Linked DNA regions of Homo sapiens: region 1 is linked to region 2. A link is an interaction called in ENCODE POLR2A ChIA-PET data of the cell type or tissue named here. Cell type or tissue: Caco-2. All regions are shown on one strand. Each heading gives the region's core, and the rest is flanking DNA. Links, peaks and the distances in the headings are about the cores only.

Region 1 (10,860 bases), core at 3,703-7,702, 130 kb after region 2:
TGGCTCACTGCAACCTCCGTCTCCCGGGTTGAAGTGATTTTCCTGCCTCAGCCTCCCGAGTAGCTGGGACTTACAGGCAGGTACCACCATGCCTGGCTAATTTTTTTTTCTTGTATTTTAGTAGAGACGGGATTTTGCCATGTTGGCCAGGCTGGTCTCAAACTCCTGACCTCAAGTGATCTGCCCATCTTGGCCTCCCAAAGTATTGGGATTACAGGCGTAAGCCACTGCACCCAGTCCAATCATCTGAACTATGTTTAAAAGCACATAGAGGACACAGTCTTCTCTTATCAGCATTACAAATAAATACAGAAAATGTTCGGTCATGATTTTCTTCTTATTCGCCAACTCACCTGCCACCCAGAAGTCACATAGGTAATAAGATAAAAATAGTTGTTTTGGCTGGGCGCAGTGGCTCCGCCTGTAATCCCAGCACTTTGGGAGGCCAAGGAGGGCAGATCACTTGAGGCTAGGAGTTCAATACCACCCTGGCCAACACGGTGAAACCCTGTCTCTACTAAAAATAGAAAAATTAGCCAGGCGTGGTGGTGCAGACCTGTAATCTCAGCTACCTGGGAGGCTGAGGCAGGAGAATCATCTGAACCTGGGTGGTGGAGGTTGCAGTGAGCCGAGATCATGCCATTGCACTACATTCTGGGTGACAGAGCAGGGCTCTGTCTCAAAAAAAAAAAAAAGTAGTTGTTTTACAGATAGAATTGGTATGCTTTAAAATTGGTCAGTATCCATTATGTATCCTGGCAAATAGACCATCTAAAAAGAAGAAATGCCAACGATGACTTTACTTCTCATTCAATTACTCATTTAATGTTTTTTCATTCTTGCATATTCTACTTGTACCTGAATTGATCTCTATAGCAAACAGATTAGAGACAGAGCAAGGTGGGTAAAAAGAAGGTGGCTACACTTCTATAAATGAATATGTGTGTCCCAGGACACTGCAGATCTTTAATTCAATTCAGTGTTTTTTTCCTCAGATTGGCAGGTGTGTCTCGCAGTTGGATGTGGTCCAGCAGGTCCCTATGCTGCAATTCTGAAGCAGTGGGAACATCATCATTGCACTGGGTCCCCAGCAGCAGCATATTCTCTACCCACTGCTGCTTAGAGGAAATGGAGTTAAGGGTAACACAAACTCAGGAGAGTCTAAAACCTATCAGTAAAACTTCAAGACTTATAGATACCAGAATTGAAGCTGCAGATAACAGAGGTGGGCAAAGAAAGTGTAGTAGAAAAAGGAATTGGTTGAAATATGAAGGAAAAATAAAATAAACTTTTGATGAGACTTAAAAAATTTCCCTGGACAGGGCCAGGCAGGCTGGGGTGCAGTGGCACGAACCTGGCTCACTGCAACCTCCACCTCCCAGGTTCAAGCAATTCTCTGCCTCAGTCTCCTGAATAGCAGGGATTACAGGCGCCCACCATCATGCCCAGCTAATTTTTTTGTATTTTTAGTAGAGACAGGGTTTCACCGCCTTGGCCAGGCTGGTCTTGAACTCCTGACCTTGTGATCCACCTGCCTCGGCCTCCCAAAGTGCTGGGATTACAGGCATGAGCCATGGTGCCCGGTCAACACTTTTCTTTTCCTTCTTTAAATATATTATATTGCTTCACATAATAACTAGCTTAAAAATTAAGATTGTTTCATGAAGAATGCTTTAGAATCTGGTTATAGCTCACATCCTGAACTACAGGTTGCAAAGGACATAATAAACTGCCATCCCTTTAAGTCATCGTCCATGTTAAACTACTCTGTAAGACTTACACTGTAAAACATGTGTTTCAAATGTTTGCGTCAGTCTAAAACACTTATGTTATACAGAAGATCCAGTCATCCAGATAGAGATTTAAATGAATACTATGTCCAAGGCATTGGTGAGTTGTAAAGGTATACAAAGCTAAGTGCCTACTCTGAAGGAGTGGGAAATCTAATAAAGACCATGAAGCAGCATGACTGGGGTCTGGAATGGCAATAATAAACCACATTTGGAAGCATATTCTATGTATGAGGCACTGTTCTAAGGGTTCTCGATGTATTAACTTATTTAATCCACTTAATAGACATGAGGCACAGAGAGGTTATCTAACTTGTCTGGGGTCACACAGCTAGTAAGTGATGAAACAAGGATTTGAACCCAGACAATTTATAACCAATATACATATTTCTTCCTCTACTTGACTACTTAATGTGGGACCTCGGAAAGTTACTTCACCTGAGTCTCAGTTTTCTCATTGGTGAAACTGTTTTCTTTTCTTTTCTTTTTTATTTTAGTAGAGATGGGGTTTCACCACGTTGGCCAGGCTGGTCTCGAACTCCTGACCTCAAATGATCCACCCACCTCAGCCTCCCAAAGTGCTGGGTTTACAGGTGTGAGCCACCGTGCCCAGCCTGAAACTGTTATTTCTGCCTCACAGAGTTCTCATTAGGATTCAAAGTTAGGCATGCTGATACAGAGAAACATTTACCAAACTTTTGCCGCTTTCCACAAGGTGTACTACTACTGACAGGGACCAATGGGTTCTGTAGTCAAATGACTGGGAAACAATATCTCAGAGTCATGATACATAAATCCGTACCTAACTCCTAAGAATTCTCAAATGAAGGAATCTCTCTAACTCTGTTTAACCTGGCATGCCCACACTTATTTGATCCCAGAACCTTTTGTCCCACTGAACACCTAGTTACAACTTAAGCTCTGGAAGAAAAATTGGTAAATGCTAACAAGAAAAAGGCATGAAATCAAAGGACCCAGTGGGTTCAGGTCTGGCTCAGCCAATTTTTAACTGCTTGCTATGGGCAACAGCTCCAACCCCTCTCCATGTCTCTGCTTTCCCTCTCAGCTTTTGCCTAGACGACTTCACTAATTCCCTGGCTGACTCTCTATCTTGGACCTCACCTCTCAGGGTCACCTTCTAAGCGTCAGCTAATTATGTTCCATAGCACAGATACAGTAACATGACCCCTTTTGCTTAAACACCTTTTTGATAATAGCTAAGAATAAGAGCAAACACTTACAGAATGCTTACTATGCCATGCAGTATTCTACTCACTCGTTTAATTCTGAAAACCATTCTGTGAAGTACATACTGAGGTGCGGCTAGCAGGTGGTGCAGTCAGCTTCCAGATTCCAAGTCCACTCTGCTGCCTCTTGAACTCCCCACAATTTATCCAGGATATCGCCCTAATTCCTCAGGCCCTTCACAGTGTGACTTCAACCTTTCCTTTCCACCTCATCTTCATTCCCTGCTTCTCATATATGAGTTTCTAGGGCTGTGAGGCTGGCCTGTAGATGGCTGCCTTCAGTTCACAGGGCATTCTCCCTGTATATGCATATCTATGTCCAAATTTCCCCTTTTTATAAGGATGCCAGTTATATTGAGTTAGGGCCTATTCTAATGACCTCATTTTGACTTGATTAGCTCTGTAAAGATCCTTTCTCCTAATAAGGTCACATTGTGAGGTACTAGGGGTTAGGACTTCAACACATGAATTTTGGGAGGGTAAAATTCAATCCATAATACCTGCATACATAATGAAGCTAGTCTCTTTTCCATAAATTCATACAATCATGTAACAGTTATGTACTGAGTGCCTATTAATTACAATGTTGGTACTGTTCTGGGCCCTGCTAGGTACTTCTATACCCCACGTCTTTGTGAGGTATAGAAGCAGGGTGCAGTGGCGGGCGCCTGTAATCCCAGCTACTTGGGTAGCTCAGGCAGGAGAATTGCTTGAAACTGGGAGGCAGTGGCTTCAGTGAGCCGAGACTGCATCACTTCACTCCAGCCTAGGTGATAGAGCGAGACTCTGTCTCAAAAAAAAAAAAAAAAAGGAAAAAGGTAACATTTGCTGCTGTCAACAGATAAACCCTAAAATTTAAGTGGCTTAACAAATAGATTTTTCTTCTCATACATCTAGTCTGTATGGATGTTCCTGATGGGCAGGTGACTTTCCTTCAAGAGTGATTCAGGGACACAGGCAACTTTCATCTTGAATGGGTCACTTCCCAGATCATCTGCTTAAGGAGTATTACAGATGCAACATTTTTATGGCCAGGAAATAGTAAATATCACTTCTACTCCTACTCTATTGGCTAGATCTCAGTCACATGGCCAGCCACCTGCATGGGAAGCTGAGAAATGTAGTCTAGCCGGGTACTCAAGAAGAAAAGAAAGTGCGTTTGGCATACTTGCTTCAGTCTCTTCTACCAGTTAAGGTGCTGGGAAACTTCAGGAAATGAAAGTAGAGTGCAAATATGTTCAGTCTGTGGTCTGCTTTTAACTACTAGTTAGAAGAGAAGATTGAGTCAGTTCTTGATAAAACAACCGAGAAAGTGGAACCATCAGCCAAAATATTCACGTGAATTTCTGTAAACTTAATAATCATATCATGAGAAAAATCTATAGTTTTTAATATGCATTATATATTGTAATAAACTATCTTTTGTACACAAAATAAAACTATGCTATTACTAATAGAATGGGAAGTTGTAAACATTTTCTTGATTGTAGCTAGGGATAACTGTAAATTTAGTAATACTTGACTGGCTTTGCAACCAATTTTTTAAAAGTCAAGGTTAGTGGAATAAACCTAAAGTTCACAGTCTTGTTGGCAAAAGGCTATGGCGAATGTTTACAGTACATTTTTATAAATGTGGCTTTCTTGCCCGATTTTCAAAATGTAGTTATTACATTTTAGCCTAAATTCTGCCTCTCCTGGCTGTTATATGATTAGTTCACTAGACATCCACAGCACCAATTATATCCTTAGGCCAAACAAAAGAGATCACCTAACTCCCATTTGGTCCTTCAGGTAATTTACTCAGGTCCCGTTATCTGATATCAAAGTCAAGTTTTATGAGAGAAAAAATACCAACAAGGTAAATCCCAGTAGTTTGGAGGTGAATTAAAAAGCTCCCAAATTAGTACTTCCCTCAAATGTTAAATAATTCACTGTAGCATTATAGATACAAGACTCCAGCAAAAGTTACACTTGAACAATTAAGGAAGCAAGAGCTAAACAAATGACTTCAGGGGTAGAGAAACAAATTAATGGTTTCTCATAGCACTATACCAAATTACTTTTTCACATTAACAAGTGTGTAAAACACCCAAACACCCCCAATGACCTACTAGATGAAGTTTGATTATAGAAAATAGCCTGGGTTTACATGCCAGGATTATTCCCTAAATGTAACTGTGGATTCTATACACTTGAGTATAAAGCCCATTTATGTTATTTGGAAAGGTTTCATGTTCACAACGTACCCCTACTCTTTTCCAAAGTTCTTTTAGTCAAATTGCTTGGATTATAATGACCATCTGCCAACATGTTATGTGAAGGACCAAAAGCAATGAAATTGTTTCCTAGAGGCTAGACAAGAATTAGAAACACAAGGTTACATCACAGTGCACCATGTGCATACAGATTAATAGCTCCTGCTGAGTAGAAAGAGTATACACTTTGAGATAAAAATGGGATTTCAATCCCAACTCTATCACTTTCTAGCTAAAATATTTCAGATAAGTCAACCTGAGTATTAGCAATCTCTTCTGTAAAATAGGAATAACTTACTTATGTAACAAATATTTATTGAATATTTACTATGTATCAAGTAGTATTTTGCAAGGATTATTTTAGGATTAGAGATAAAAAAAATAGTAGGTGCTCATTATCTGTATGTGTGGTTATCCAAATATACAAGCAGATGACTAATAAGAAAGGGTCAAAGTCAGCAGACTGAAAATCAATGGAATTCCTAACCGAAAACAGAGATATATGGGATACAAGGCAATGTGAGGTCCATTTGCTTTCCAGGGACTAACAGGTAGTTAGTACTCACTCTAAATTTTTATATATTTTCTCTAGTTATCTCAACTAAACTTAGCCAAGAGTTTTCTACAAAATTTATAAGGTAAACTTTTTTTTTTTTTTTTGAGACAGGGTCTCATTCTGTTGCCCAGGTTGGAATGCAATGGCGCAATCTTAGCTCACTGCAACCTCTGACTCCAAGGCTCAAGCGATCCTTCCACCTCAGCCTCCTGAATAGCTGGGACTACAGGCACATGCCACCATGTCTGGCTAATTTTTTATATTTTTTGTAGCGACTGGGTTTCTCCATGTTGCCCAGGCTGGTCTTGAACTCCTGGACTCACATTATCCATCTGCCTCAGCCTCCCAAAGTGCTGGGATTATGGGCATCAGCCATCACACCTGGCCTGTAAGGTAAACTTTTGAGCTCTAACTCAAGCAGGTTTTGGGAAAGGATGTAGATGTACTAAAGATGTGCCAAAGAGTTTTCCATTTAAAAGTTTTTAAAGATATGCTTACAAGATGACTTTTTTTAACATACTAATTTAATGCTAGTCTGATCTATAACTGAAATACATATATATTTTGAAATAGATTAGAAAGGTAGAATGTAATCAAGAAAAAAAAAACCAACAATGAGGTTTGGAGGGAACATGAGAACTACAGTTAGAGCTTCAACTCTCCCCATTACCAGTTGTGTCACCAGAAAAAGCCTCAAAATTTTTGAATCTGTTTTCTTGAGTAAAATAAGCTTAACAACTCTTACTATGGCATTATTATAAGAACCAAATGGAATAGCTGTCATAAAAATGCTTAGTAACCTAAAAGCACTAAACAAATATGAACCATTTCAGAGTGAATAGGTGATCACAAGACATCCCTTATAGTGAAGGGTATTTGTATGGATGAATGGTAAAAGGTTTACAAAAAATTATATTGGCTGGAGGAATGGGCATTTGTAGTCACAACAGTAATCATTTCGCTTGCTTGCTAATGAGGAAGGATCATTGAATTTCTGGCTGGCAAGCAACAGTAATCCCTAAATATTATGGAACAGAAAACATTTATGGACAAGACCACTAGAAATAAAATTTAAAAAAAATAGATTTATTTTTAAAGTAAATCAACAAGGTCAATTAGCCATAAGTCAAAGTTCCTAGAAATGCTTCTTCTTGTGAGGAAAATTTCTTTATCACCCATATTGTTAGGCTGGTTTTAATTTCATATGCCAAAGTCTACCTGTTGATTGTTACATCTATACAGGCTTTTAATACAGTGCCAAGCATATTGCTAGAATTAAGTAAAATTATTGCTGACATACTGTTACTAAAAATATATCCAGTGATTTTTTTAAACAAAACTGAAAATTTTAAGTTTATTTTATATGCAGCAAAAAATGAGTAATACATACTTACAAATTTGTTTTTTAATCTAAATACATGAGATGTAAAAATTTTTTAATCCAATAACCAGTAAAAAAGTAGACTACAGCTCTTAAAATGACAGTAGCATCAATCTTTATACAATGAGGTATTATTTTATCTTATTTTATTTTGAGATAGAGTCTTGCTCTGTTACCCAGGCTGGAGGGCAGTGACACGATTAGGGCTTACTGCAGGCTTAACCTCCCTGGCCTCAAGCAATCCTCCTGCTTTAGTCTCCTGAGTAACAGGGACTACAGGCACATACCACCACAACTAGCTAATTTTTAAATTTTTTGTAGAGATGAGGGCTCACCATGTTGTCCAGGCTGGTCTCAAACTCTTGGTCTCAAGTGATCCACCAGGCTTGGCCTCCTAAAGTGCTAGAATTACAGGTGTGAGCCACTGTGCCCGGCCAACAAGGTGTCATTTTGAGTAGATTTAAAAATCATAGATCCTGAACTAAGTGGCACAGAGGTCTCTACAGAGACACAACAATACATAATAAGGGGAGGGAGAAGTGATGAACAGAAAATTTTAAATGCCCAAAGTAGAAAGGAAAGTATTTCACACAAATGTGTGAAGAAATTTACCAGAGTTATGTGTAGAGTTGGCCAAGACTATCACTTATTATGAACAATAAAAATCCATTTTTAACCTTATATTTTAATCTATCTTTGAATCAGAGAATGACAAAGAATGGTGATTTCCACTGACCTCTGTCCAGTAAAAGAAAACACGATGTAGAGAGCAATGTCAAAAGACTAAATTCTTCTTACCATGAGTAGATCCCACTGACCATGTCATAGTTCTGACATGAAGTGTTCACGCTGCTGGGCCCAGCTGCTTTAGAGATAAGGAGCACCACCAAGCCCCTCAACTGGAGGCTATTCCAGCTGTCATGTACAAGCCCCCTGCCAACAAGCAAAGAAGGAAGAGGATTAATATACCCTCACGAGATCATCAGATAACTTAGAAAACTGCTACAAAGATGCCCACACTTCTAAAACTGGACAATGAGACTTACTGAAAAGAAACAGGGTCAGGGAGGAAAATTAATGTGAGGATGCCATGAGTTCAGGAAACAACTAGAGAAATCTACGGCTGCGTTGTTGTTGTTGTTGTTGTTGTTGTTGTTTTTGAGACAGGGTTTTGCTCTGTCACCCAGGCTGAGTGCAGTGGCACAATCTCAACTCACTGCAGCCTCAACCTCCCGGTCCTAAGCGATCCTCCCACCTCAGTCTCCCTAGTAGCTGGAACTTTAGGTATGCACCACGATGCTCAGCTAATTAAAAAAAAAAAAAAAAAACGTAGAGTCAGAGTCTTGCTATGTTGCCCAGACTGGTCTTGAACTCCTGGACACAAGCAATCTTTCTGCCTTAGCCTCCCAAAGTGCTGGGATTACAGGCGTGACCCACCATGCCCAGCCCATGGCCAGTTTTAAAAGCGACAATCTCGCTGGTGGCAGTGGCTCAGGTCTGTAATCCCAGTGCTTTGGGGGGCCAAGGTGGTCAGATGAGCCTAGGAGCTTGAGACCATCCCAGACAAGATGGTGAAACCCCGTCCTTACAAAAAATAGAAAAATAAGCTGGGCATGGTGGCATGTGCCTGTAGTCTCAGCTACTCAGGAGGCTGACGACGGAGAATGATTTGAGCCCAGGGTTGGGGGGGTGCTGAGGCTGCAGTGAGCCATGATGGCGCCACTGCACTCCAGATGGGGAGACGGATTGAGACTCTGTTTCCAAAAAAAAAAAAAAAAAAAAAAAGTGACAATCTCACATTTGAGGCTTCCTCATTTGCTCTCTCCTCTTTCTGGGTCTCCCCGCTGTCTATACCCTATCTCACAATCTTAATCATTTGCTCTGGTAACAAGAAGAACCCATAGTTTTAAACCGGTTTGTGACAGTTGAAAGAAACTGACATATAAATCACATTGCTTGGATGAAGTGATACTATTTGGTGATGACGGTGGTAAACAGTAGTAAAAAATGATTTGTTTTCACAGGTAGAGAAGGAGCTCAGAGAATGAAAGGATTAAACCAAATTCAAAAGACGCAGAAATTTGATAAGTAAATGAAAGTGAATGCCATCAGCAAAAATGTTGCTTATTACTTACAAACATTATAATTCTAGGCAACAACAAGGCTTTAACTTAGAATGTGGCATATCTTTTGACATGAGGACTGAATTTTTATAATTTCTGCTATACCTGAGGCTAGAAATACTTCCCAGGAATACATTTTCTTTTTAAAGTATTACAAATGGTTGTCATTCAAGAACTAAATGGCATTGTTTTAAAAAATTAGAAAACTATGGGCAATATATTACAGTAAAGTCATATTGAGAACAATGCTCATGAGCACTAATCAAATAGATTACAGCATATATAAATAATATACAAATATAGCTCTCGAATGCAGTAAGAAAACAAAAATTAGTGTTATAATACTTGACTGAATTATCAAGGCTTCCTTGTTGAGTTTTTGAACAAAGAATCAATTTAAGTTAATTAAGGTAACATAGCCAAAAATAATGAATTAGTCCATTACTTAAGAAAAATCTTGGTTGGGTATGGTGGCTCATGCCCGGGGTGGGGGGGGTGGGGGGTGGGGCATCACCTGAGGTCAGGGGTTCGAGACCAGCCCGGCCAACATGGCGAAACTCCGTCTCTACTAAAAATACAAAAATTACCCAGGCGTGGTGGCAGGTACCTGTAATCTCAGCTACTCAGGGGGCTGAGGCAGGAGAATCGCTTGAATCCAGGAGGTAGAGGTTGCAGTGAATTGAGATCGAGCCACTGCACTCCCAGCTTGGGTGACAGAGCGAGATTCCGTCTCAGAAAAAAAAAAAAAAAAAAAGGAAAATCTTTGCCCCTCCAGTCTCCAAACAGAAATTTTTAAAAGGGGCCCCTTTTACCTTTCATTAGTTTCAAAATAAGACAAATCATTAGGTTCTCTGCAAAGTAACAGCTATAGCTTTCTCTGCTTATATTCTGTCCTTAACCAAGTAGGCAATCTTCATCAAGATAAAAGGGTTTAAACTGATTTTTAAAAAGAAATTCTAATTTCCTAGGAAAAGGAAGTTAAAGTAATACAGTTACATCACAACAGAAACAAATAATCATCAGAAATGTCCCAAACTCTTTACTGTCATGTAACAATCTGCTTAAATCCTATGAACCTGAATTTTACGGCGGTTAAGAGGCATCCTATTACAGAACACAAAAATGTTAAAAGAAGAGCTTTTTAAATTTTTTTTTGCTTTGAATTACAACTTTTAACTTAGGCTACTAGATTCTTATTTATGTATTACCTATAGTGAATCTTTATTCTTCCTTTCTTTTATAATAAAGAGAAGGTCTGAATTGGCTTTCAATTCTAGAAAAGGAAAAGAAAAAGAGGTGTGTGGTGTGTGTGTGTGTGTGTGTGTGTGTGTGTGTGTGTGTGTGTGTGTGTGTGTGTGTTCGGGGCTGGGCCTGGTCAGGGATTAAGGATATGATTCAGCAAGAACTCTAAGAGGTGAACCTTGAGACAAGTCTGACCAAATCACACAGATTTAACAGCCCTGACAACAGTTTTAACAATATCTTCAAACTTCTCAGAAATAGGACCT
Region 2 (10,860 bases), core at 4,697-8,696:
AAAATTAACCAACAAAAGGCTAGGACAGAGAAGAATTAGTGTAATTAAGTGCTTCAACCTTAAAAGCAGTGCGTCTAAAGGAAAAGACCTTAGAATGGAAGTTAACAGATCTCCAGAGAGATTTCAAGACATACACCTCAAAATTTCAGGGATTAAAGGCCTTGTCTACTGATTACAGCAAAAGGCCTAAGATCTTAATTGTGAACACTTCAAGAGGCATTGTGACCTGGGAAGATGGATATGTTGGGAGCCAGAAAATATGGTTTCTAGTCCTTCATTGGTTAATAACTTGAATAATTTTTACATTTTTGTATAGGCCTTCATTTCTTGATCTGTAGAACACCAGACCAGACCAGAAGTTCCCAGATGCTGGGCTCTCACAAATGCTGGGCTGGATGTATTGGAATCACCTGGGTAGCTTGCGAAAAATGCAGATTCTCCATAGCCTACCCCTGTGATTCTGATTTGTTTGAGGATCATTGGTCTGGCCTATGTCTAATGTCTTTTTTAATTTGTGCTTCTATGTGCATCAGGGTTTACTTCAAAGGCTGAAAGAGAACAACTATGTAAACTCCATAAGTCTCGAGGAGAATGGACTGCAACTTTTCCCTTTTTGTTCTGACACCTGCCACTTATCATGTGTATTTCTAGCAGAGCAAGATATTATTATTATTATTATTGAGATGGAGTCTCACTCTGTTCCCCAGGCTGGAGTGGAATAGCGTGATTTCGGCTCACTGCAACCTCCACCTCTCAGGTTCAGGCGATTCTCCTACCTCAGCCTCCCTAGTAGCTGGGATTATAGGTGCCCACCACCATGCCTGGATAATTTTTGTATTTTTAGTATAACGGGGTTTTGTCGTGTTAGCCAGGTAGTCTCAAACTCCTGTCCTCAGGTGATCCGCCCACCTCAGCCTCCCAAAGCGTTGGGATTACAGGCATGAGTCACTGCGGCCAGCCAGAGCAAGATATTATTAAAATAACTTTCTCACAGGGGCCCAAAATAGGCTGATATAAAATAAATGGAATCTATATTTCAACAGCCAGCAGTCCTGAACCTCTTCCTGCCACACTGTTCGTCCCCAGAAGCCGCTGTAAATTCTACCATACACAGCAATTCCCTGAGGGCTTCATTACTAGGGTCTTTAAAAGGGATTCACTCATCTTTTTGCCTCCTGTAGGTGTGCTTCTTGTCAATCCAGGTCAAGAGAAAAGAAAGTAATTTTTTCCAAATCTTTAGCAGTTCACAGAGAATGTGTGGTTTGAACCTTGTTTTATCTTTTAAAAATGTGAAAATAGACAAGATAGTGTGCCTGTGCTCATGACACTGGAGGCCTCCTCGGACAGCTATAGTGAACACTGTAAAACAATATTCCATACAAAAGCAAAAAAAAAAAAAAAAAAAAAAAAGCCAGCACTCTGATTGAGAGGATGCACAAAGGAATTAATTCCAAAGGTTTATATACCAGTCTCTGTAGACTAAAGGCAGACAGATTCCCTGTTGGTAAGTAATGGATGTACAATGTGGTCTTTTACTTTAAGAAACAAACGTTTTTTTATAAGTCAGGTAACAAAGAAGGATTGGATGACATAAATGAACTGTTTCCAATTTCCAACTACTGTTATCTGGAGTTGAAAGCTGGATATGGGGACACCTTTTTCTAAAAGCAGAAAACTAATATTCCACAGCAGGGAGTCCAGAAATTGCTAGAGACTAATCATCTCTACTTATCAGGTTATTCTTCCCAAATGTTACAGGCTATATTTTAGAATAACTGCCATTTTTAAAGATTTCCTTTTTAAATCTTCAAGGAAAACTACCTTCCCCCGCAAACTTTTTAGTTGAAAGAATACAATGAACACTCATTTTCCCTCCACTTAGATTCAACAGTTGCTAACACCTTACCACTTCTGTTTTCCCCCTTTCTCTCCATGACCATTTATTATTTGAGAGTAAGTTTTAGACATAAGGATGCTCACCCCTAGATACTTCAGCATTTGTCCCTAAGAACACTGACATTTACTATAATAGTTAATTACTTATTTGTTTGTCTGACAGGGTCTCCCTCTGTTGCCCAGGCTAGAGTGCAGTGGCACAATCATGGTTCACTGTAGCCTTGACCTCCTGGACTCAAGAGATTCTCTAGCCTCAGCCTCCTGAATAGCTGGGATTACAGGTACACACCACCACACCTGGCTACTTTTAAAAGTTTTTAGTAGAGATGGGATCTTGCTATGTTGCCTAGCTGGTCTTGAACTCCTGGCCTCAAGCAATCCTCCCGCCTTGGCCTCCCAAAGTGCTGGGATTACAGGCATGAGCCACTGCACCCAGCCCTATAATGCTATTTAAAATACAGTTCAGGCTGGCCATCTCTGCAAAAAAAAAACAAACAAAACAAAACAAAACAAAACAAAACAGTGTGTAGTGTATGGGGATAACAGAAAGAAGGGTCACAAATCAGAAATCTACTACATCTGCTAGCCCGGAAGTTAGAGCAGCCCACTGAGTATTGGTTTGGTAGAAGCAGGCCTTGTGTTGCTCGGCTTTCTAGTTACAGAGCTGGAAAGATAGCAGAATATAAAGGAACAGGGCAGGCCTTTTCTCTGCTATCTTGGTCATTCTCTATGAATAAGAGAGCGCAGAAGGCATGTGCAAGGAAGTTAACACCATTCACACCTGGACTGCTTTGCTTGGGTACCTGATTTTACCATCTCTTTCAACTGGGAAAGCTAATCGACTTTTAGAGGCAAGCGTGGATGTCTAAGGAATTAATTTTCTCATATTCTGTTCCTTTGGTTCACTGGAGAAAAAGAAGCAACAGCAGATGTAGAAGGCTATGGTGTCCAATTTTAGAAAGGAGAGAGGCAAGGAGATACTAGATATACTAGAGTAAGGCGAGGAGATACTACTTGTATTATCTACATAACAAATCTCTCTCTGCTCAGAGGTCTTGTTATTTCTTTGTAACCTGTTTTTCTTGCTATGCTGCTCTCTTGGAATCTGGAAGAAACATGAAATTTTAAATTGCACAGTGTGACCAGGAAAAAAAATCGACTCAGGTCTCAGAAAGGCCATGATTAAGGAAATCAGGCTAATAGTAGAATTTAGTTGCTTCCTCCAGCAGCAAGTTCCCAAGGCAACGGCCATCAACCTTGATGGAGTACTTCAAACTCACCATGTCAAGAACCTAAGTTAAACCAGTCTTTCCACTTAACTTTCCTATTTCTATTAATGGCTTAATTTTTTCTGTTATCCTAGTCCAAAATCCTTGTTTTAGCCTCTGAGTGCCACTCCCCAGTCCACACCTGTCAGCCTCTCCCTATCAGATCAGTTTTCTAGTCCCATATATTTTCTCTGAAATGAGTTTTACGCTTAACCTCCTTATCTTCCCATTCTCATTGCCAACACTCTGATTGGGCTTTTCTCTTGTGCTTATCAATGGGTTTCCAAAAACTTCTTAATTGATCTCCTTGCTTTTAGTATCTCTTTGTTCCTTTCATCGTATATAATATAGCCAGATTTACCTCCCTCGCAGCTCAGACCTTGATCATATCAGGCTCAAAAACTTTCAATGTCTGCTTCATGACTTCTTCATCAAGTTGGTTTGCCATAGGCAAACATCCCAAAGTCTTTTAAAAATTTAGGTAAAATTTACATAACATAAAATTAATCATTTTAATCATTTAAAACAGTATAATTCAGTGGCATTTAGTACATTCACAATGTTATGCAATCATCACCACTAACAAGTGCCGAACATTTTTATTACCCCAGAAGGAGACCTGTACCCATTAAACAGTCTCTCCCGCTTCGCCTCTCCCCAACCCTGGGCAACCACCAGTCTTTTTTCTGTCTCTATGATTTGTCTACTCTGGATGTTTCACATAAATGGAATCATATGATATGTGGCCTTTTGCATCTGGCTTCTTTCACTTATTATAATTTTTTTTTTTTTTGAGACAGAGTCTCACTCTGTCCCCACGCTGGAGTGCAGTAGCATGATCGAGGCTCACTGCAACCTCCGCCTCCCGGGTTCAAGTGATTCTCCTGCCTCAGCCTCCCAAGTAGCTGGGACTACGGGTGCCTATTACCACACCCGGCAAATTTCTGTATTTTTAGTAGAGATGGGGTTTCACCATGTTGGCCAGGATGGTCTCGATCTCCTGACCTCGTGATCCGCCCCCCTCGGCTTCCCAAAGTGCTGGGATTACAGGCATAAGCCACCGCGCACTGCTTATAATATAATGTTTTAAAGGCCCATACATGTTGCAGCATGTATCAATACCTCATTCCTTTCCATGGCTGAGTAATATTCCATTGTATGGATATACCACATTTTGCTTCTCCATTTATCAGTTGATAGACACTGGGCTATTTCTACCTTTTGGATATTGTGAATATTGCTGATCTGAACATTCATGTACATATTTTTACATAAACCAGTCTTTTAAATATAGTTATTACTATTTCAGAGCAATTCTTCATCTGTCCCTGATACTACCCTATGTTTTTCACATTCCACCCAAATTAAGACACTTTTTTTTAATTTGACAACATTGCATGCCTGCACCTGTATCACTTTTTCATGGTTTCCTTTGCCTAGGAAGCCCCCATTCTCATCTTTGCTATCCAATCTTCTTTAAGGACTATCTCACATATTATTAATACCGACTTCATAAACCTCTTTCTTGACTTTTCCAACTGAACATCAATTGTCTTTCCTCTATGCTCCCCAAGTGGCATGAATCACAGTATTCCTTATGTTTCTATATTTATGTATTTATCTTATCTCCTCTCTACTGGGCCATAGACAACCTTTAGGCAACTTATTTCTGTATCTCCTGTAGTCAAGCACTTTGTTTCCTTAAGTGCAACAGAAAGCCTTAAGAAATATTTTAATTTAGGAGATATCTAGAGCCATTTCATAGTCTTTGTGGTCATGCATATAGTTCTTTCAAATGCCTACATTGTATACCTTCTATGATAGAGGATGATATTAATATTATTCCTTTTGAAACCACTAAAAATGTCTTAAAGAACTAGAAGAGTATCACATGTGTTATTAATGAGGAATCTGCATGTGCATTTTCTCTTTTGTTTAAGAATAGGCATGTGTTATTTTCACGCACACCAGTCTTGCCTAGCAGTCTTTGTTTTACTTTCTGAATAAGGAGCAATAGTAAGCTATCTAGGGACAAGCGAGTTACAGCTTAGCAATGGTAATTTGTAGTACACTTAAGGTATTTCATGACAGTGTCAGAATGTCACAAGCCCAAGTGACATTTCAGTACTATTAGGAATAGCCAAGAAAATCTAACCATAATTCTTATTTCTTCAGGTGACTTATAGTGGCAGCAGAAAACTAGAAGGATCATTAAAAATAAAGCTTGCTGACCTGCAATAGCCCCTGGACTCCCTGAGAGAGTCAGAGCTCTGTGGTGCTCTGAAGGATTCTACTTTCTTTTATTAGGAATCAAAATGATAACTGAGTAATGACTTCACCTCCCCAGGGTGAATAACCCATTCACTAACAGTATTTTTTCCTGATCATTATTTCTCAGCAGCTACAAATTTAAATTTAAAATTAAGGCAGGGAGAGATCTGTAGAATTTAGTATGGAGAAAATGCTCAGCAAATGTTTTTCAGCTGTTTCCGGTCTTAACTGCCTTTTGTGAAAGAGTGTGGTTGTGTGCGTGTGTGTCAACATGCACATGCATCCATAGGCCTATAGTTGTGATGGAAGAGGGCTACCTAATCCTAAGATTTTTCAGGAGAAAGGAGCTGCTGGAGAAGAGGTGGCACAGCCTGATAAGGAAAATCCCAGGGGTGCTCTTGCTCCTAGCTTCACAATGGTGCTGAACGGGTATCGAGAGTATGTCACCTCCTGGCTTCCTTGTCTAGTCAATAATTCTCAGTCTTTCCAAGCAGGAAATCAAAACAGTAGATGAGACACAAACCTGCCTGGGCAGAGTAAAGAAGTAATTTTAAATGTGGTAATAAGAAATCACAGGTGACTTCCATCATTGACAGCAAGATTTTTCTGTTTCTCAGTGTTAAAACTTGTAAAAGTTTCTTTTTTTGCGGGGGACAGAATCTCAGTCTGTCACCCAGGCTGGAGTGCACTGGTGCGATCTTGGCTCACTGCAACCTCTGCCTCCTGGGCTCAAGTGATTCTCCTGTCTCAGCCTCCCGAGTAGCTGGGATTACAGGCATGCGCCACCACGCCCAGCTAATTTTTGTATTTTTAGTACAGACCGGGTTTCACCATGTTGGACAGGCTGGTCTGGAACTGCTGACCTCAAGTGATCCGCCCACCTCGGCCTCCCAAAGTGCTGGGATTACAGGTGTGAGCCACCATGCCCGGCCTGTTTCTAATAGAGATAAATATTTTTCTTATAATGCATCTCTTGTCTAAGAGAACTAGTTCTTGGATTTATTTTAGAGCTGAAAGGGACTTTGGAAAAGATCTAGTTTAATGCCATCATTTTACAGAAAAGAATAATGGGGATATGAGAGAATGTGATTAAGTTTACTTAGATGCTAGCAGAGTCCAAATTAGAATCTAGACCAGGAGTGTCCAATCTTTTTGCTTCCCTGGACCACACTGGAAGAAGAATTGTCTTGGGCCACACATAAAACACATGAACACTAATGGTAGCTGATGAGCTAAAAAAAAAAAATTGCAAAAAAACCTTCATAATGTTTGAAGAAAGTTTATGAATTTGTGTTGGGCCACTTTCAAAACTGTTCTGGGCTGCATGCAGCTCATAAGGGCTGGACAATCTTGATCTGACCTTCCAAATCCTGGTCCTCTGTGGGCCATTTCTGTTATACCAACTTAACTCTAACAAAACCGGGCTGCCACCAAACAGTCTCAACCTGCAAGACCACACCACACTCACTTTTTGACAAATATTAATTTGGTAATTACTCCAAGTAAGCCACTGTGGCAGGTAGTATGGGTAATTCAAAGATGAATTTGCTATTATTGTTTTTTTTTTTTTTTAGACGGAGTCTTGTTCTATCGCCCAGGCTCGAGTGCAGTGGCGCGATCTCAGCTGACTGCAACCTCCGCTTCCTGGGTTCAAGTGATTCTCCTGCCTTAGCCTCCCGAGTAGCTGGGACTACAGGCGCCCGCCACTGTGCCCGACTAATTTTTTGTATTTTTACTAGAGACGGGGTTTCACCATGTTAGCCAGGATGGTCTCGATTTCCTGACCTCGTGATCCGCCTGCCTCGGCCTCCCAAAGTGCTGGGATTACAGGCATGAGCCACCACACCCGGCCTGAGTTTGCTATTATTGTTAAGGATCTTGCAATCAAATTCAAAACTGAAGGAGAGGGCTTTAGGGGAGGGAAGGAAAGGATCTCAAAGATATCCAGGAGGGTAAATAACATGAAAAAATCAGAAAGAGAACTAATTTCAGGATTAATAAGCAACCTCCTTGAGATTTAGGGTGGAATGTCTCTCCTAGGTGTTATGCAAATTGTGTTCCCTATTTCTGACTAGGAGGCATTCACAGAACAAGATGGTTATCTTATAAAGCTTTACATAAAAATGTACATTACAATTTAGAAGATTAAAATAAACTCAGTAAAGTGTCTTTTTTTTTTTTTTTTTTTGTGAGACAGAGTCTCACTCTGCTGGCCAGGATGGAGTGCAGTTGTGCAATCAGCTCACTGCAACCTCTGCCTCCAGTGTTCAAGTGATTCTAGGGCCTCAGCCTCCTGAGTAGCTGGGATTACAGGCCCGGGCCACCATGCCTGGCTAACTTTTGTATTTTTAATAGAGATGGGGTTTCGCCATGTTGGCCAGGCTGGTCTCAAACTCCTGACCTCAAGTGATCTGCCCACCTCGGCTTCTCAAAGTGCTGGGATTACAGGCATGAGCCACCATGTCCAGCCATTATTTTTATTTTTAAAAATGTGTTAATTTTCTTACCTCTGTTTTTAGTTTTCTCTGTCTATGACTTGTTTTTTTTTTTTTTTTTTTTTTTATGAAACAGAGTTTCACTCTTGTTGCCCAGGCTGGAGTACGGTGGCGCAATCTTGGCTCAATGCAACCTCTGCATCCTGGGTTCAAGGGATTCTCCTGCCTCAGCCTCCCGAGTAGCTGGGATTAGAGACATGAGTCACCAAGCCTGGCTAATTTTTTGTATTTAGTAGAGACGGGGTTTCACCATGTTGGTCAGGCTGGTCTCGAACTCCTGACCTCTGGTGATCCACCTGCCTCGGCCTCCCAAAGTGCTGGGATTACAGGTGTAAGCCACCATGCCTGGCCTTTTTTTTTTTTTTTTTTTTTTTTTTTTTTAAAGACAGTCTCACTGTGTCGCTCAGACTGGAGTGCAGTGGCTCCATCTTGGCTCACTGCAACCTCTACCTCCCAGGTTCAAGTGATTCTTGTGCCTCAGCCACCTGAGAAGCTGAGATTACAGGCGTGCACCACCACACCCAGCTACTTTTTGTATTTTCAGTAGAGACAGGGTTTTACCATGTTGGCCAGGCTGGTCTTGAGTTCCTGACCTCAAGTGATCCACCCCCTTGGCCTCCCAAGTGCTCAGATTACTGGGATTACAGACATGAGCCACCACACCTGGCCTGTGACTTTTTTTTTTTTTTTTGGGGACGGAGTTTAGCTCTTGTCGCTCAGGCTAGAGTGCAATGGCGCAATCTCGCTCACTGCAGCCTCTGCCTTATAGGTGTGCACCACCACGCCCAGCTAATTTTTGTATTTTTAGCAGAGACAGCGTTTCACCATGTTGGCCAGGCTGGTCTCGAACTCCTGACCTCAGGCGATCCACTTGCCTTGGCCTCCCAAAGTGTTGGGATTACAGGTGTGAGCCACTGTGCCCAGCCTGGCCTGTGACTCTTAATAGATACAAGGTTTCCTGAAAGAGTCCTTAGTTTTCTTATTTTTTTTCTTTTTTTAAAAAATCATCTTTTTTGTCCACTTTTCTGGGAGATTTTTTCATTTGTATCTTCCATTCTTCTGATTAAAAAATTCTGCAATCATATTTTTATATTTTATAATTCTAATTTTTATTCTTGAATTGTCCTTTTTAATGGATCATCTATTATTATACCATGGATTTAATATCCTTCCTTGTCAAGTATATTGATTATAGTGCTTTGAAAAACATCTGCCTTTGATTGCATTGTCTCTATTTCCGCTAAGTTCCCTTTTTATCAGTTTGTTTTTGACTTGCTGTTTCGTGGAAGCAGCTTTTCTCAAATGCCCAGTGGTCCTCTTTTCCTATTCTGCTTCAGAGTAAGGCAGCAGATATTCTGGGCACTTAGATCCTCTGAGGCTTGTCAAGTGGTGGGTCTTGCTGTAGGAGGACTGCTCAGGGATATGCCATGTTTACTGAGGAGGCCCCAAATATCCACATCTGCAAGGCTTTTTCTCCTGAGTTTGACAGTTTCTTCAGAAAGAAATCCTCCAGTTTTCTACTTGGTGAATATGAGGAATTTTAAGTTGGCAGCCAGCATTTTGAGAATCAATAAGGGTTGGGAGGAGGGAAATCTTTCAGAACGCAGATACTCACTTAGGCTCTAAGCTTTTTTTTTTTTTTTTTTTTAAATTTCAAAAACTTTAATTTTGTAGAGATGAGGTTTCACTATGTTGTTGGTCTTGAACTCAAGAGCTCAAGTGATCCTCCTGCCTTGGCATCTCAAAGTGCTGGGATTACAGGCATGAGCCACTGCGCCCACCCATGCTCTCTCCTTTAAGGATGGTGGCTACCCCCACCCTCAGCTGTGCCTGGTTTCTCTGTCCAGAGCCTCAGATTAACCCAACCAATTACAGCCACGAAGTTAAATAAATTCCAAGAGGCTTTGGCTAAAAAGGCAAGAAGTTTTGCACTAGAGTTTCTGAATTAAAAGAAAACCAAAAAAGTTCCCTCTCATCTGCCAAAATGAGAAATTCACCCAATTCAAGCCCCTTTACCCCTCCCACTTCGCCATGCTTTTTTCCCCCCCGCTTTGATAATGCCTCAGAACAAGTATTCAGGGTCCAAGTTTGTTTTAAAATAACCCAATGAGCTGACAGACGGAGCTCCTGGAATTCTGCAGCTTGTGCGAGAGTCCACAGATGGGAAATTGCAGTCAGTTATAGGGTGGTGCTATTACCATAGCCCAATTTTTGAAAGCCTTTAGAAAAAAAAAGTCATCTGAGTTAATTAGCATTCACCACAGGCACTAGTTTTGTGTTGCAGTATTCTAAGAACTCAGATAATAGAAAAATTCAGTACTGCAATCTCTAACTTTAACTAATCTTTTACCTCTTAAAAACGAAGATTACAAAGAAAGGATTTTACCTGTTACGTGAATATGCCTAAGGCTCATCTATAGCCATATATCACCAAGAAATATCAATTATGTTCTAAAATCCACTAATTACTACTGGTACCTAAAACAGGAGTAATTTCATTTTACCTCTCCGATCTGTTTAATCCACAAATCTCTTCCAAGAAATTCCTGATGTAAGACTACAGGAGCTGAGTTTAGATTAAAAGTCATGGAGTCACTGGTCTTTTCTTTAATAAAAGGCTGGACATCAGAATTTATCTACAAGAAGCAATTAAATGAGTAAATTAGTGAAATGTATATACACTAGTATGTTTTAGTTATATTCAGAAAGTACCAGTTAATGCAGTGAAATATGAAGCTTAAGGAATGCAGTTTTTAGATATACTTTAATAAACAAAAGAATATTTCAGGCCAGGTGCAGTGGCTTACGCCTGTAATCTCAGCAGTTTGGGAGGCTGGGATGGGTGGATCACCTGAGGTCAGGAGTTTGAGACCAGCCTGGTCAAAATGGCGAAACCCCATCTCTACTAAAAAAACAAAAATTGGGGGGGG

The links. ChIA-PET counts read pairs that join two places held together with the same protein. Peaks named below come from ENCODE experiments on the same cell type or tissue, not always from the same donor. Only the 100,000 strongest peaks of a DNase experiment are listed, where the experiment ranks them.
Region 1: POLR2A ChIA-PET joins it to region 2 with 5 read pairs; 3 of 35 experiments call an interaction of 5 or more read pairs at or near these places.

What each region holds. Positions count from the first base shown.
Region 1 is chr6:107,326,171-107,337,030 of GRCh38, forward strand. PDSS2 (decaprenyl diphosphate synthase subunit 2) reads right to left here. Exons shown (of 8, transcript NM_020381.4): 2 at 8,028-8,162. Among named protein-coding and RNA genes, the nearest start is that of PDSS2, 130 kb to the right of the region's middle. In Caco-2, for the core only: no CTCF peak of the experiment used is centred there; a DNase peak (open chromatin) is centred at 6,021.
Region 2 is chr6:107,200,005-107,210,864 of GRCh38, forward strand. PDSS2 (decaprenyl diphosphate synthase subunit 2) reads right to left here. Exons shown (of 8, transcript NM_020381.4): 6 at 10,435-10,566. Among named protein-coding and RNA genes, the nearest start is that of BEND3, 90 kb to the left of the region's middle. In Caco-2, for the core only: no CTCF peak of the experiment used is centred there; no DNase peak of the experiment used is centred there.